Linked DNA regions of Homo sapiens: region 2 is linked to region 1. Evidence: chromatin contacts called from ENCODE Hi-C or POLR2A ChIA-PET data. All regions are on one chromosome and are shown on one strand. The core of a region is the stretch at or near the end of the contact, and the rest is flanking DNA. Distances in the headings are between cores, read along the strand shown. Region 1 holds the start of PRPF40B (pre-mRNA processing factor 40B). Region 2 holds the start of CERS5 (ceramide synthase 5).

Evidence for each region. A loop is a pair of places that touch in the nucleus more often than their neighbours do. ChIA-PET counts read pairs that join two places held with the same protein, here RNA polymerase II (POLR2A). Pooled maps may share reads with other maps.
Region 2: a pooled map shows a loop between it and region 1 (10-fold over the local background). The contact joins the promoter of CERS5 here to the promoter of PRPF40B in region 1. A Hi-C loop is called at or near these places in 1 of 37 single-sample maps with no recorded cell type and 8 of 50 pooled maps. POLR2A ChIA-PET finds 5 or more read pairs at or near these places in 1 of 52 experiments (activated B cell).

Annotation. Positions count from the first base shown.
Region 1 is chr12:49,622,162-49,626,846 of GRCh38, forward strand. PRPF40B (pre-mRNA processing factor 40B) reads left to right here and starts at 1,400. Exons shown (of 26, transcript NM_001031698.3): 1 at 1,400-1,432. The coding sequence starts at 1,430. It also overlaps a transcript of FAM186B not described here. RefSeq lists silencers at 206-255, 1,116-1,615 and an enhancer at 446-535.
Region 2 is chr12:50,165,390-50,170,327 of GRCh38, forward strand. It overlaps CERS5 (ceramide synthase 5), which reads right to left and starts at 1,980. Exons shown (of 10, transcript NM_147190.5): 1 at 1,712-1,980. The coding sequence starts at 1,908. LOC124902931 (a long non-coding RNA gene) reads left to right here. Exons shown (of 2, transcript XR_007063304.1): 2 at 1-234. RefSeq lists enhancers at 1,327-1,466, 2,357-2,516, 2,568-3,329 and silencers at 1,607-1,756, 1,857-2,256.

The sequences.
Region 1 (4,685 bases), core at 150-2,649:
GGAAGGTGGGAGCGGTGGAGAGGCCGCCGGTGGTCCGTCCTCCTCCCCCCGCCCGCCCCCTCCATTCCCCTCTCCTGCCGCGGCGGCGGCTGCGGGCCGCGCGCCAGTCTCCTCACCCCACCTCCCCCAAAAGTTTGAAAACCACAGGACCCAGCGTGGGCAGTACAGGGAGACGTCGTCTCCAAAAAGTTACAAAATTAGCCGGGCGTTGTGGCACACGCCTGTAGTCCCAGCTACTCGGAGGCTGAGGGAGAAGGACCGGTTGAGACCAGGAGGCTGAGGCTGCAGTGAACCCTGATTGTGCCACTGCACTCCAGCCTGGGTGACAGATCAATACGCTGCCTCAAATAAGAAAAGAAAACCGCAGAGCTGGGCCTTCATTTGAGACCATGTGGGTATCATTTTGATTAAACCACAAAGCATTTTCTCTCTACAGCAGCCCACAAGGGTGAATCCCACTTCCTTTTCCTCCCAGGTGTCACCTCTAACTCTTCGTGTCAGGAGTTTTTCTACCTCTCCGGAGTTCTTTGGCTCTCAGGAACCTAGCACGGCATCACGCGAGTCCCGGCTCAGGTGAGGGGGGAATAAAGGGAACAGGAAGCGCCTTTTGCGGGGCTTTGCAGGCTGGCGGTCAGCGCCTTTCTGCACCCGTGTGCCTGGGGCCTGTCACTCTCCAGCCCCAAGGCCTTCAGCGCATTCCCCGCAGAGCTCCAGGTTACAGTTTCCTCAGCCGCACAGCAAGCATGTACCTCACATTTTTAACTTCTGTCAAAGAGTGGGCCCTGCTCTCATGAGTTCAGCGCTCAGTGGGAGCCAGGTCCCAAAAGTGAACTTCAGGGTCACGCGAGAAGCACGTGTACGCCCCACAAGGGCGTGATTTCGGGGATTTGTCTTTTTTTTTTTTTTTTTCCAAGCTGCTGTGTGCTCAGTCCCTGAGACAGACCCTGCCACCTCACAGGTGCTCAACAAATAGTTCTGGAGTTAACTAACTTAAAAGTACTGTAAAAGAGCTACACAGCAAATTAAATTCGCTGTGCAGCGCAAAGGCACCCTACACACTGCGTGAACGCTTCGGCTCCTGGAGCGCCGGCGACTGCGAAGCCAGGACGCAGGCAGCGGGGAGAGGCAGAGGCGCCGGCCCCCGACCGTCAGTCAGAGGCGGGAGCAGGCGTGCCCCGCCCCCCGGGGGGCGGACCCGGGACGCGGCGGCGCGGGGGCGGGGCCTGGTTCTCCGTGCCGGGGGGGCGGGGCCGGGACCGAACACACCGGGCCGGTTGGGGCCCCGCTCGCCGGCGGGAGCCACCGGAGCCCCGGCCACGAAGGGGTGCGACCCCCCGCCGGCCCCGCCCTCCCGGCTGCGGCCTGGCCAATCAGAGCGGCTCTTACTGGCGGGTGGGCTGAGCCGGCCCAGCTGCTCGGAGGCTCTGGCATGGTAACATCCCCGCGCGGGGGTGGAGGGGCTCGGGGCGGTCCCACAGCGCCCCCTGCGGCCCGGGCCGTGGCCGATGGGGCGGGGAGGCCGCTGGGGATAGCTGGGACCCCGGGGAGGGCGAGGGAGGCCAAGGGTGAGGGAAGAGAGCCCGGGAGGGGGGATGGGGGCGGGGACTGGGGGCGAAGGGGCGGGGGAGGCCATGATGGAGCCTGGCCGGGGGCGAAAGGTGCGAGAGTGGCGGGACTGGGTGAAGAGTGGGATTGGGAGAGGTGGGGGTGGGTTCGCGGAGAAAGATCGGGAAAGAAGAGAGAGGGCGGAGATGAGGGGACTGAGGGGACCAGGGGACAGGTGGGGACCAGTTTCCCCTCCTGGGATATTTGGTGTGCGACATGCCCTTCCCCCAGCCCCAGCGCCCGTTCCCTTTGGAAGCCTGGGTGCTCCTCAGACCACTTGGGGACTCCCTGCTTCACCTTCCTGCATTTGCAAGAGCTTGTCTCCTGAGGTGGAGAGGGGGCCTCTGAAGAAAGGGGCTCCCAGCCCAGGCCATCAACAAACTAACGACTCTGTGTGACCTTGGGCAAGTCACTACCTTTCTTTGGGCCTCAGATTTCCCATCAATTTTTTTAAAAAGGAAATGCATGAAAATTAAATCCCAGATCTCTTCCAGGGTCTAAATGAATAGGTTTTTGAGGAGGAAGTTTAGGAGAATGGGTTTGGTAGGGAAGCAAAGGAAAGGATGAAGATGGAGGCGAGGCCTTGGGCTGGGGCTGGAGAAATCCCCACGGGTGCGGGGGGATGGTAGACAGAAAGCCTGCCGGGCTGGGGCTGGCTAGCCTTATCCTGTTGGAGGGATGGAAGAACTCTAAGGAGAGGAGGAGGTTGAAACCTAACTCCACAATGATGGAGACCAAAAGTAACATTCGCTTCTTCAGAGGGAGAGTGATGAGATGGCAGGATCAGAAAGAAGCAACAGGGGCCGGGCGCGGTGGCTCATGCCTGTAATCCCAGCACTTTGGGAGGCCGAGGCGGGCGAATCACCTGAGGTCAGGAGTTGGAGACCAGCCTGACCAACATGGAGAAACCCTGTCTTTACTAAAAATACAAAATTAGGCGTGGTGGCCCATGCCTGTAATCCCAGCTACTCTGGAGGCTGAGGCAGAAGAATCACTTGAACCCGGGAGGCAGAGGTTGTGGTGAGCTGAGATCGCGCCATTGCACTCCAGTCTGGGCAACAAGAGCGAAGCTCTGTCTCAAAAAAAAAAAAAAAAAGCAACAGGAAGATACTTTCTAGTAAGGCAGATCTTTGGGGAGCAAGAGGAAGAGTAGGGCTGGTCCAGGAAAGTTGGAAACTAGGATGGTCTTTGAAACGGAAGGGCAGGTGCTGTTTGGGGCAGCTGAAGAAGGGCCGCAGGTAGATCACAGGGTAACCAGCTGGTCTCTCAGCCTTTTTTTTGATGATGGCTACCACTTTCTGAGAGATGTGCCTCCCAGCCTTCATCTTCAGGAAGTGGGAATGAGTCAGACCAAGCAGACCTTGGGAACACCTGGCTCGCTGAGGATTTCTGGATTGTGTAAGGATTGGGGTTAAAAAAGAAAAAAGGAAATGTATCTGAATGTAAGCAGTATCATCTGTGGCGCCATCATCCTTGCTGGGAGGCAGCTTTGTGAACTGGTTGAAAGCACAGGCTTTGGAGTCAGACTGCTTGGATTCCAAACCTGCCTCTCCCATTTAATGTCTTGGAACCTTGGTCAGGTTACTTAATCTCTGAACCTCAGTTTCTTTATCTGTAAAATGGGAATAATAACCTCTGAGATGGTTGCCAGGATTAAATGAGTGTTTGACACAGTATCTGGCTCATAATAAGTGCTCAGTAAATATTAGCTATTAGCTGTTATCATTCCCTCTTTCTGTTTTTTTTCCTACTGCCTCTCCATTCTTGTCCTTTTCTCCTTTTATTCTTCTGAGTGCTAAGTTCTGAGATGCCCCTTAGATGTGAAGTCCCAGAAGTATTGATTGCATCTTTGGTGGTGGGAAAGGGGTGGCCCCTCACTGGCCCAGGTGAACATATGATGATCAGATGATCAAGTGTCTCTTCATCATCTCTCAGCCCACAAATGTGTTTTTGTTCCAGGGAAGACACAGGATCTGCTTCTCTTTCAGCAACCATTTCTATATCCTTCCCTGTCACTAGTTAATGTCTTCATATTCTCACCCAGAAATAAAATAAGACCCAAAGTTTTATGGCACTGCAGCAGGTAGGAGAGGGACGGGGTGTTTCAGGAAAGCAGGGACACAACACGGGAAGCTCAGCGAAGGAAGGGCTTTGGAAGTTCTGTAGTAGTTTATGTTTATTCCATTGTTCTGTCCTCTGTGGGGAACTGTCCAGAATAGGCCAGTGTCTGAATCCTGGCCAGAGGTCTTCATCCCAAGTTGAAGATGACTGTATACAGTTAGCTTTATTAGGTTTTCTCATGCCAACATTTCAATCCAATTTCCTTTTTCCAAGCCACAAAGACTTCTGCCAAGCTACCTCTCTCTGTCACAGCCTGTATGTCAGAGAATTTATACAGATGTACATATGCACACGTGTATACACTGTTTTCAAAGTGCATTTTAGGATATTCCAGTATGCAAAAATCTAATAAGGTTAGAGATGAGACTGCATTTTATCACAGCACTTTGTGTGCAGGGCCCTGACTAAACACTTGGGGGAGGTATAAAAGGAGAAAACTCAATCCCTGAATGTAGGGAAATCCCCACATGAGTGGGAGACAAGCAGTCCCACATGAAACACCCAGCAAACATTCACAGAGTAGCATGTCACTCTGCAAAGTAGTGCATCATTTATCCTGAAGGGACACAGGTAGGAGTGTGTGTATGTGTGTGGGATAGTCATAAGGGTAACCTGAAGGAGGTGAATATTGGATCATCTTGAACAAAGCATGAGACTGTAGAATAAAAGAAATGTGTTTCACTTGAGGGTAATCTAACAATTCTGTGCAAAGAGAGGAGGAGGGAAGCCATTGAGTCAGGATGAGCAAAGAAGAGTGTGGGGCGGCCTTCGTTGCAAGGCTTTGACTGTTAGATGAAAGATTTTGTAGGGTAGGCAATCGGGAACCGGTAAGTTCTCAATAAAACGTTGAATCATTGGTGATTTAACCACTTAGGTTGCAGGGGATATACTAGATTGCAAACAGACCTGTTTCATGTGGTAGGAGCTTTGCTTTTAAGGGAGGAGGGCTAGAGGGCAGA
Region 2 (4,938 bases), core at 730-3,229, 540 kb after region 1:
GCCTGGGCGACAGAGCGAGACTCCGTCTCAAAAAAAAAAGAAAAAGAAAAAGAAAAAAAAAAAAACCTTGCTACACTAAGTTCCTGAGGGCCAAGGAAAGCCATTTAGATCTTTGGGTTTCATTTGCTTCACTTAAGCATCTTTATTTTTGCACTTGAACGTCTGGCAGAGCATTTTGATGATGATGATGCACAAATACTACGAATAAATGGATGCGTGACTAGCTAAATAGAACACAAGATTTTGAAAGACTTGAGTCAAAAACAGTAGGCAAATCAAAGAAGCAATCCCAAACAGATGCTATCTTTCAGAAATTAACAGATTATTTCACCTGCAACATATTCCCATCCTAGAAAGGGCATTCCTGCATTACAATCATTTATGCTTGGATAAAGGCAAAACGAACAGATGTCCAAGAACCACCCTCATTACCTGAGGCCTATGGCAGAAACATGTCTCCTTTCTTGGAGTCTGAGTAGACTTGATCAAAATCACCCACAGGTATAAATTCACATTATAATATCACACACCAAAGCCTCAGTGAATATCTTTATCTTGGACAAACATATGATCCATTCACTTAAAGGTGAAATCATGTGGTTGAACAAAGTATACTGCAATTCTGCTAAACTCATTTAGAAGCTGGCTCAAGGCCGGGTGCGGTGGCTCACGCCTGTAATCCCAGCACTTTGGGAGGCAGAGGCGGGCGGATCACTTGAGGTCAGGAGTTACAGACCAGCCTGGCCAACATGGCGAAACCCCGTCTCTACTAAAAATACAAAAAGTAGCCGGGCGTGGTGGCGCGTGCCTGTAATTCCAGCTACTCGGGAGGCTGAGGCAGGAGAATCGCTTCAACAGGGGAGGCGGAGGTCGCGGTAAGCCGAGATCGTGCCATTGCACGCCAGCCTGGGCAACAAGAGCGAAACTCTGTCTCAAAAAAAAAAAAAAAAAAAAGAAAAGAAAAAAGAATCTGGCTCAATATAGCTGTCCTCTGATAAAGCCCTGTGGCTCTCCTCCATCCCTTCGAACACACTCCTCCTTCCATTTCAGGCCCCAAGGCCTGTTCTGCAACTAATCTGACATCTTTCCATTACTTTGGAAGCCTAGGGCTCCACCACACCCTATCCCAACCAGATTTCTACCCTCCTACCAACAAACGTGCATGAGTTGACATACCAAACCAACTCTTAGGGCCAAACTAATCCTGTTCCCCCCAATTCTCGGAAACTCAAGCGTCCTAACAAATCTTAAGAGTCTGATGAGTCCATTCCTTTCCCTTGGAACGTCTGGCCCTTGCGTTGACCCCTCGGCTTCCATGGTCACAACTAGCTCTGGTTCTCCTGGCCCCTTCCTATCCCTCTCTTCGGGGCCTCTGCCAGAGCTCACACTGAACCTGTTTCCTCATCTGTAGGACCCTTGGAGGTTGGGAGGAGGCCTATATGACCCCCCCAATCCAACTCCGGATCTAACATTGAAGGGGCCCAGCATTCCCCTAGACCCTCACTCTTTCTCTTGCCCACGCCCCAAACTCCTTCTCCATCTAGGCTACCACCTCGCCCACGCGCCTAGCATCACCCGCCGCGGCCCAAGCTCCCCCAGCCCCTGCTTCCGGGCTTTCCTTGCAGTTCTGCTTCCGGCCCTCGGCCCTTCCCACAGCGGGGCGCCCCCGGCCCGCGCCCGGCCCCCGAGCCGCTCGCTCCCGGGCTCTCACCGCTCGAAGAGCAGCCTCACGAAGAAGATGCCCGCCGCCAGCGGGAACACCGAGAGGATGTGCCGGCCGCGGGGGTAACCGTAGCCGTCGGCCGGCCCCTCCAGATCAGCCCAGCTCACGTTCTCGGGTAGCCAGAAGCGCTCGCTCCACAGCCAGCCCCACAGCAAGCTTAGGGGTCCCTGCGCTGCTGTCGCCATCTTACGCCCACCCCGAAGCCACCGCCGCCACAAGCGTCAGCTGCCGCCACAGCCAACGGAACCCGCGGGGAGGCGGCCCCAGGGCGGGGCCCGGCCGGCGGCCACCCCCTTCCGGCCCCTTCTGGTCACTGCCACGGATCCGCCCGCCTCCCTGGCAGGGCCGGGCCTCTTCACCGCCCATCTCTCCTCCCGGCCCACTTCCCTCACTGCAACCCGGGGACCGCCTCCGGGGATCCACGCCCCTTCCCGAGCCTCTGACTCGCCCAGCCCGGCCCTGGGACCACGCCTCGGGCGGCCCTGGGCCCGCCCTCTTTTGCTGCTGGTCTAGGCCACGCTTCTACTCCTCCCTCACTCTTCCATCCAGCTACGGCCACACCCCTTATTTCAGGCCTAGCTCCTTTACGGGGACATTCTCCTTTCTCAGCCTGTTGGAATCGAATCCGTTCCGGCTCCCACCCAGGCGGTACCTCTGTCTCCACTCCCGGAGGCCAGATCGATCTCTCAGGTCAGGGCTTCTCTTGGATGTCAGCTGGTCCTGCCCACTACTGTCCGCCACTAGAGTTCTTTTCGCTCCCAACCTTTTCTTCCCTTCGTGCCCCGTGACCTCAGCCTACTTTCACTGCTTTATCCCTTAAAAATTAGTCACTTTTCCTCAGAAAAAATGGACTTAACAGTTTACAAAAGGCCGGGCGCGGTGGCTCACGCCTGTAATCCCAGCACTTTCAGAGGCCGAGGCTGGCGGATCACCTGAGGTCAGGAGTTCGAGACCAGCCTGGCCAACATGGCAAAACCCCGTCTCTACTAAAAATACAAAAATTAGCTGGGCCTGGTGGCGCTGTGCCTGTAATCCCAGCTACTCGGAAAGCTGGGACAGGAGAATCGCTTGAACCTGGGAGGCGGAGGTCGCAGTGAGCCGAAATCGCGCCATTGCACTCCAGCCTGGGCGACAGACCAAAGACTCCGTCCCAAAATAAAAATAAAAAAAGTTTACAAAAATCCTTTTATTCTTCTCTTGGGGAAAAGGAAATGGAAGAAAAACAAAGTGAAAAGGGAAGCACTCAAAAAGTATACGTAAAGGCAGGCCGGGTGTGGTGGCTCACGCCTGTAATCCCAGCACGTTGGAAGGCCAAGGCGGAAGAATCACCTGAGGTAAGGAGTTCGAGACCAGGCTGGCCATGGTGAAACCCCGTCCCTACTAAAAATACAAAAATTACCCGGGTGTGGTGGTGCATGCCTGTAATCCTAGCTACTCGGGAGGCTGAGGCAGGAGAATTGCTTGAGGCGGAGATCACAGTGAGCCGAGACCACGCCATTGCCCTCCAGCCTAGGCAACAGAGCGTCTCAAAACAAAAACAAACAAAAAAAGGCCGGGCGCGGCTCACGCCTGTAATCCCAACACTTTGGGAGGCCGAGGCGGGCGGATCATGAGGTCAGGAGATCGAGACCATCCTGGCTAACACGGTGAAACCCCATCTCTATTAAAATACAAAAAATTAGCCAGGCATGGTGGCGGGCGCCTGTAGTCCCAGCTACTTGGGAGGCTCAGGCAGGAGAATGGCGTGAACCCGGGAGGCGGAGCTTGCAGTGAGCCCAGATTGCGCCACTACACTCCAGCCTGGGCGACAAAGTGAGACTCGTCTCAAAAAAAAAAAAAAAAAAAGTATATCTAAAGGACCTAAAGGCAAAACAAAATAAATAGCCAATGTTTGATGAGGTTTCCTGTGTGCCAGGCACTGCATGGAACATTTTACACAGGTTATTTCACTCCTTCACCCTATAAAGTTGATCTTGTTATCCCCACTGGATAAGTAAACTGAGGTCCAGTGAGGCCAAACAACTTGCCCAAAGTTATGTAGGTAAGAAGTGGTAGCTAGTGTTAAGTCAAGTTTAATCTAAAGCTGCCTCCTTACATATTTAAGTTCGGCCTAAAGGTTTTCTGTACATTGTGAACTGTAACAAGTGGAGGTGTAAATCGAACGTAGACCACACCAGTGCCAATCACTGAATTTTGGCCAATCAAATGTAGCCAACTGTTCCAACCACGTTCAAATGAGACAAACGCTGATCTGTAACCAATCTGGTTGTTTCTGTACCTCACTTTCATTTTGCTGTCCATAAATCTTCCACCACGTGAATATGCTGGGTCTCTGTGGATATGCTGGGTCTCTCTGAATCTGCTGTGATTCAGGGGCTGCCCAATTTGAGAATCATACATTGCTCAAACTCCTTTAGGCTGGGCACGGTGGCTCACGCCTGTAATCCTAGCACTTTGGGAGGCCGAGGCAGGCGGATCACAGGTCAGGAGATCGAGACCATCCTGGCTAACATGGTGAAACTCCGTCTCTACTAAAAATACAAAAATTAGCTGGGCGTGGTGGTGCGTGTCTGTAGTCCCAGTTACTTGGGAAGCTGAGGCAAGAGAATCGCTTGAACCCAGGAGGCGGAGGTTGCAGTGAGCTGAGATAGCACCACTGCACTCTATCCTGGGCAACGGAGTGAGACTTTGTCTTGGAAAGAAAAAACAAAACAAACAAACAAACAAAAAACTCCTTTAAATTTGGCTGTTTTGTTTGTTTGCATGTTTTTTTGTGAGAAGGAGTCTCACACCCAGGCTGGAGCGCAGTGGTGCCATTTCTGCTCACTGCAACCTCCACCTCTGGGTTCAAGAGATCCTCCCTTCTCAGCCTCCCGAGTAGCTGGGACTACAGACACGTGCCACCACACCCGACTAATTTTTGTATTTTTTGATAGAGCCTGGGGTTTCACCATGTTGGCCAGGCTGGTCTCGAACTCCTGACTTCAAGTGATCTGCCTGTCTCAGTATCCCTGTTGGGAATGAAGTTTTTGGTGTTGCAAAAAGAAAAGAAAAGAAAACAAAACAAAAACAAAAAAACACGGGAACAAATGATCTCTCAGCAAGGAGAGCTTTACTTTCTGCAGAAAGGGTGCTGCTACTCAAAAGCTGTCTAGCCATGAGAGCACACCGAACAAAGGAGACAGAGTTATTTATAATCTGAGGTGTCTACCCTA